2 separate regions of the Homo sapiens genome follow, and region 1 is linked to region 2. A link is a contact called in ENCODE Hi-C or POLR2A ChIA-PET data. All regions are on one chromosome and are shown on one strand. The core of a region is the stretch at or near the end of the contact, and the rest is flanking DNA. Distances in the headings are between cores, read along the strand shown.

Region 1 (3,096 bases), core at 472-2,971, 360 kb before region 2:
CCTCCCGAGTAGCTGAGACTACAGGCGCCCGCCACCACACCGGGCTAATTTTTTTTTGTATTTTTAGTAGAGATGGGGTTTCACCGTGTTAGCCAGGATGGTCTCCGTCTCCTGACCTCGTGATCCGCCCGCCTCGGCCTCCCAAAGTGCTGGGATTACAGGCGTGAGCCACCGTGCCCGGCCGGGTCTGTGGGATTTAAAGTAACTAGTGGGAAGGCTGGATTTTTGGCTGCTGAGGAAAGACAAAGTTTAGGAAGCTGATCCAGGCCTATCCTTCCCCATCTTCCCCTCTTTCCTTTATCCTGGTACAGGAACCAACTAGAAAGACTAGAACCTTAAGGAGTGGAAGGGAGAAGAAAGAAGACTTCCCTGGTTTTCAAGGTAGGTGTCTTATTTGGCTGCCCTATTGAGGAAGGAGCCAGGGAATGAAGACGAGAGAAGCTGGTAGTGGGCAAGAGTGGGAGGTTCCACAGTGGACCAGGGAGGCCAAGGAACAAAACTGGGGGACAGGGATATGTCCCTCACCAAAGATATAGACGACGCTCACAGTCCCACCAGCTCCAAGCAGCCCAGCAAGCCAGAGCGCAACTTTTTTGGCATAGCTGGGACCCTCTGAGCCCGGCTGCTGCTGTGGCCCTTGCGCCTTAGTGCTCCCGCGGCTCCCGATCTCTGCGGCCTGCGGTTGAGAAAGGGGAGGTCAGCCAAGAGAGAAGAGAGGTCAGGATGGTCCCCACCCTCCAGTCCAAGAAGAATCAAGTTCAGGAGCCAAGAGGCAGACACCCACAGAGCCCTGGACATCTGTGTCCCTGGAGTAGCAGTCAGGATGTGGGGCTGCTCAGAGGGTCAAAACCAGACTGTCCCGCACCAGGATGCCAGGAGTTTTAAAAGCTAACAGGCCAGGTGCACAGGATCCTGAAGGCAACAGGACTGGAGGGTCTGCAGCCCAGAAAAGCAAAGCACGGAGAATAAGGGATGGGAGGGCCTAAACACTGGGATGAGAGGGAACGGAGGGCACAAGTGGTGGGGGAAGGGGTACAGACAGAACCGGGAGTTACGACGTCCGGCTGCTTGGGGCTAAAAGTAGCAGAGTTATAGGGTAAGGGATAGGAGCGGAGGCGGGGAAGGGCAATCACTTGTCTGGGGCTTGGGGAACTAAGGCACAGAAGTGATAGACTTGGAGGTCAGAATGGCTGGGTCTCTGTCAACATGGAGGCAAGTCGAATTGGAAACCCAAACGTCTACCTCGCCACCACCAACGCCACAGAGAAAATAACTCCCACGGCCAGACTGGGACTCCAGCGTCCCAGGCCCCTCCTGCTCAAGTATCACCTGAGTGGTCACTGAAACGGGGAACGGTAACCCCCTCCTCCTCCGGCACCCACGTGGGTGGGAGGTGGGGTCTAAGGACACACCTGGATTCCCAGCCTCCAGCCTAGGGGAGCAACCACCCAGGAGGTTGGGAAGGGCCCCAAAACACAAGCGGCGTTTCATTCAGCACCCTGAGGTGAGGCGTCCCGGAACCCCCAAGGGGCGGCGATATGTCCGTAACTCCAGGGAAGGGACCCCACATTCAGAGGGCCACCCTCGTTCCGCTCACCTGATCTGGGGCCCGGCGGGGCGGCGTCGCCAACCTCGTGCACAGTCCCCGCGAGCCGAGCCGGAGCCCGCTTCGCAAGCGCGAGAACACCGCTGCCGAGGCCGCCATCTTGCGCTGACGCCACGCGGCCCCGCCCACTCGCTCCCTCTTCGCCCGCCCCGGGCCGGAGCTACAGCCAATGGAAACGCGGGGGAGGGGCGGGTGGACGGAAGCCCGAGAGAGACCAAAGGCATCGGGCGGATTGCCGCAGGCGCGTTTGCTTCTGACTAGTCTCCTGGCTGACCCTGGGGGCGACAACTGGGATTCAAAGTCATCTGGACCACGCCCCCTTGGGCCTTGCAGAGCGCCACCGCCCCTGCAAAGGACGCAGCGAAGGAAGGGATCACACTTATTGCCCAGAGATAAAGCTGAGGCCATAATGAAGGGAGTCAGTGGCTGCCTGATTTGTCCAAAAAAATAGTCACGAGTCAGGCCGCTTGTCTCACCGTGTAAGGCAATCGGCCCTCACCTCCCAATTGTCTGAAGGGATGGGTTGCCCCTCCACACCTGTGGGTGTTTCTCGTTAGGTGGAACGAGAGACTTTGGAAGAGAAAAAGACACAGAAACAAAGTATAGAGAAAGAAATAAAGGGGGCCCAGGGGACCAGCGTTCAGCATACGGAGGATCCCTCCAGCCTCTGAGTTCCCTTAGTATTTACTGATCATTCTTGGGTGTTTCTTGGAGAGGGGGATGCGTCAGGGTCATAGGATAATAGTGGAGAGAGGGTCAGCAGATAAACACGTGAACAACGGTTCATAGACAAGGTAAAGAATTAAATGCTGTACTTTAGATATGCATACATATAAACATCTCAGTGCCTTACAGAGCAGTATTGTTGCCCGCATGTTCCACCTCCAGCCCTAAGGCAGTTTTCCCCTATCTCAGTAGATGGAACATACAATCGGGTTTTATACCAAGACTTGCCCAGGGACGGGCAGGAGACAGATGCCTTCCTCTTGTCTCAACTGCGAAGAGGCGTTCCTTCCTGTTTTACTAATCCTCCTCAGCACAGACCCTTTACGGGTGTCGGGCTGGGGGACGGTCAGATCTTTCCCTTCCCATGAGGCCATATTTCAGACTATCACATGGGGAGAAACCTTGGACAATACCTGGCTTTCCTAGGCAGAGGTCCCTGCGGTCTTCCGCAGTGTTTGTGTCACTGGGTACTTGAGATTAGGGAGTGGTGATGACTCTTAAGGAGCATGCTGCCTTCAAGCATCTGTTTAACAAAGCACGTCCTGCACAGCCCTTAATCCATTTAACCCTGAGTTGACACAGCACATGTTTCAGAGAGCACGGGGTTGGTTATAGAGAACCCCGTCATCTATAACAGGGTATGGTTATAGATTAACAGCATCTCAAGGCAGAAGAATTTTTCTTAGTACAGAACAAAATGGAGTCTCCTATGTCTACTTCTTTCTACACAGACACAGTAACAATCTGATCTTTCTTTTCCCCAC
Region 2 (3,406 bases), core at 33-2,532:
AGATCACACCCTTCCAAGGAAACCAAGCAGACAATCCGATCCGCCCAGGGAGTGGCCCAGCCCTGCCCAGCCCCCTGCTTCCAGGAGAGACCTAATGGCTGGCAGCGGACAATGTGGCGACCAGGGGCAGGAGCCCTGGAATCACCCAGGCCCAGCTTCGATTCTAACTCTGCCTTCAGCAGAAGCTTCTGAGCCTCATTTTTCCCGTCTGTAAAGTAGGTTCATCTTGAGCACTCACTTCACAAGATTGCAGCAGGAGTGAAATACGACCGGGCACACAGGGCGTGGAGCACAGTGTGAGCCCTCATTAAACATTAACCGACATTATGATGATTTGAGAGGCGGTCGGCCAGAGCAGGGCTCTGGGCCAGAACTCCGGAGTTAGAATCCCAGCGCACAACTTATGCATCGGGTGACCTTGTGCAAATCACTTAACCTCTTAATACCAGGTTAAGACCCCCTAAGACTATAGTGAGGACTGAATAAGCTCATACAAGTAAAGCGTTAAAAAGAGGGTCTAGCCCATAGTGTTTCATGAGTGTTTGCCATTATTATTTGTGGGAGGGTTCCCCCTTCTCCTGTCACCAGGAAGCATCTCTGACCCGGCCCCCCCCCCCCCCCCCGTCCCCCGCAATACGCCCTCCTTGGGTTTTAATTTTTGACTCTGGGAAACAGCTGCCCCGCTGTCAGATTCTCACCTTTGTACCTTCTAGGCACGCCCCAGCTTTGAACCCCTAAAAGACGCCCCCGAACCTAAAACTCATTCATCTGCTCCGCTAGGGGCAGCTTTAAACCTCCAACCTGGCGCCCCTGGGGCTGTGACCTCTGACCCTCGTGGGGGCAGCCTTCCCTCAAATTATTAACTTTGACCCTGCCTTTTTTGAGACTCGCCCAGAACCCCTCGAACGCGCCCCCACTTCGAATTTCAAACTTTGCACTCCCCTTCGCCACGCCCCCTTCGCTGGTTTGATCTCCGACCTCCACTACAACTCCCTCCAGTCTGCGTTAACCCCCGACCCCTCGGACGCGACCCTTCCCTCCACCAGTGACCTTTGACCCCGGCGGCCCCGCCCCCCTCCTCGCGGAAACGCCGTCCCGCCGCCAGCGCCCGGCCCACCGCAAGCCCCTGGCCGGACCCCTTATCCTACCGGCTCGGCGCCGCAGTCGCTCGCGGCCTAACTGCTCGACCTGGAACTCCGCGCCCTCGCGCCTCCCTCAGCTCTCTTGCACCGCCACCACCGCGGACACTCCCGCCGCCATGTTGAATCCCCAACGAACATCCGGGGCTTTCCCCCCTCACCGCCCACCAGTCCCCATAGCAACGAGGCTGACCGGGCAGTGGGCAGGGCCAGTGCGGGGGCGGAGTCGGGCGCCTCTCAGGGCCCGCTCCAGCCTCCGATTGGTACAGAGCGTCCAATCGGAGACCTTCGGGCAGAAAATGCCAAGCGGGGATTGGAAATTTTGGAAAAGGTGCGGGAAGGCTGGCTCCCGGCCCACTGAGGTCCTTAAAGGGGAAATGACTGTTTTCGTGTGATACCGATTTTCTAACTTCCCCCCCAGAAGGAGTTAGGGGCTGGGAGAAAGTAATGAGTTAATGGGCAGAAACAGTTCTTAAGCACTTACTAGGAGGCAGGCACCGGGATAAGTGTTTTACTTGCATTTTCTCGCTGCATATACAACCCTGTGGTATAATATCATTAATACCCATTTTACAGATAAAGAAACAGAGGTTCAGAGGGTGAAATAGCTGGCTTAGCATCATAGAAAGAAGGTAATGAGTTTTGAACGCTGGTCTGTCTGAGCCCGGGAACCTGAGACTGTTTGCTCTTCAATTTTTAAATAAGTTTTTACGAAGTAATTGGTCAAAATATTGAAAACAAACAGCAGACATCTTCTTTAAAAATTTTTTTAAATTTTATTTTTACTTATTTATTTGTCTTGAGATAGAGTTTCGCTCTTGTTGCCCAGGCTGGAGTGCAATGGCGCGATCTCAGCTCACTGCAACCTCCGCCTCCCGGGTTCAAGAGATTCTCCTGCCTCAGCCTCCTGAGTAGCTGGAATTACAGGCGTCCACCACCACACCCAGCTAATTTTTTGTATTTTTAGTAGAGACAGCGTTTCACCATGTTGGCCAGGTCGAACTCCTGACCTCAGGTGATCTATCCGCCTCGGCCTCCCAGAGTGCTGGGATTACACGTGTGAGCCACCAAGCTGGCCTTTTTCTTTTATTTTTAAAGAGAGAGTTTTGTTGTGTTGGCCAGGCTGGTCTCGAACTCCTGGGCTCAAACTATACTCCTGCCTCGGCCTCCCAAAGTGCTGGGATTGCAGGCGTGAGCCACTGCGCCCGGCCAGACATCTCTCCTCCTGGATCTTATTCACTGGACTCCAGCCTTCATGCTGTTCCTGAACTCTTGTCAGGTGCGCTCTCACCTCACAGTCTTTGCACTGGTTGTTCCTCTGCCTGGAACATACTCTTCCCCCAGGTATCCTTATCTCTCCCTCCCTTTTTTCAGGGCTTTACACAGATGTCACTTTCTCTGTGAACTAATTCCCTCGCTCACCCTAAGGAAAGCAGCAAACATCCCTCTCACATACTACCAAACTCTGTCTGCTTTGTTCTTATTTCTCACTCCTAATTGTAGTTATTGCTTGTTGGTTGTCTCCTCTGCTGGAATGTCAGCCCCATGACAACATGGATTTCTGTCTTTGTTCACTGCTGCATTCCCAGTGCCCCAGCACTGTTGGCATGTAGATGCTCAGTAAACATTGGTGGAAGGGCTGTTTGAATGCGTGGTAATTCCACCCCTTCAGAGATACTCTTAAATGTTTGGTGCTTCTCCTCTGCCCCAGAACAGCCACATAGTAGGCATTTAATTAATTTCTACTAATGTCGGTGGCAACAATGAATGAATGATTGAATGATGAGTTAATTTTTCTTTATGTTTACCTATCTTTTTTCTTTTTATTTGTTCATTCGTTTTTTTTTTTGTTTGTTTTGTTTTTTGTTTTTTTTTTTTTTTTTAGATAGGGGTCTTACTCTGTCGCCCAGGCGGGATTGCAGTCTGAAACTCCTGGGCTCAAGTGATCCTTCCAACCTAGCCTCTCAAGTAGCTGGGACTATAGGCATAAGCCACCACACCGGCTAATTTTCTTTCTTTCTTTCTTTTTCTTTCTTTCTTTCTCTTTCTTTCCTTCCTTCCTTCCTTCCTTCTTTCTTTCCTCTTTCTTTCGACAGAATCTCACTTTGTCACCCAGGCTGGAGTGTAGTAGCATGATCTTGGCTCACTGCAACCTCCGCCTCCAGAGTTCAAACGACTCCTGGGCGCCTACCACCATGCCCGGCTAATTTTTGTATTTTTAGTAGAGACGGGGCTTCCCCATGTTGGCCAGGATGGTCTCGAACTCC

What was found. Hi-C counts contacts between places; a loop is a spot of excess contacts on that map. ChIA-PET counts read pairs that join two places held with the same protein, here RNA polymerase II (POLR2A). Pooled maps may share reads with other maps.
Region 1: a loop to region 2 is called in a map of gastrocnemius medialis, with 7 times the contacts of the local background. The contact joins the promoter of TIMM50 here to the promoter of PAK4 in region 2. A Hi-C loop is called at or near these places in 2 of 168 maps with a recorded cell type or tissue (gastrocnemius medialis and vagina) and 12 of 50 pooled maps. POLR2A ChIA-PET finds 5 or more read pairs at or near these places in 2 of 52 experiments (CD8-positive, alpha-beta memory T cell and activated CD4-positive, alpha-beta T cell).

Annotation. Positions count from the first base shown.
Region 1 is chr19:39,479,463-39,482,558 of GRCh38, reverse strand. It overlaps TIMM50 (translocase of inner mitochondrial membrane 50), which reads right to left and starts at 1,721. Exons shown (of 11, transcript NM_001001563.5): 1 at 1,598-1,721; 2 at 526-676. The coding sequence starts at 1,705. RefSeq lists enhancers at 1,269-1,318, 1,439-2,033.
Region 2 is chr19:39,123,662-39,127,067 of GRCh38, reverse strand. It overlaps PAK4 (p21 (RAC1) activated kinase 4), which reads right to left and starts at 1,282. Exons shown (of 10, transcript NM_005884.5): 1 at 1,149-1,282.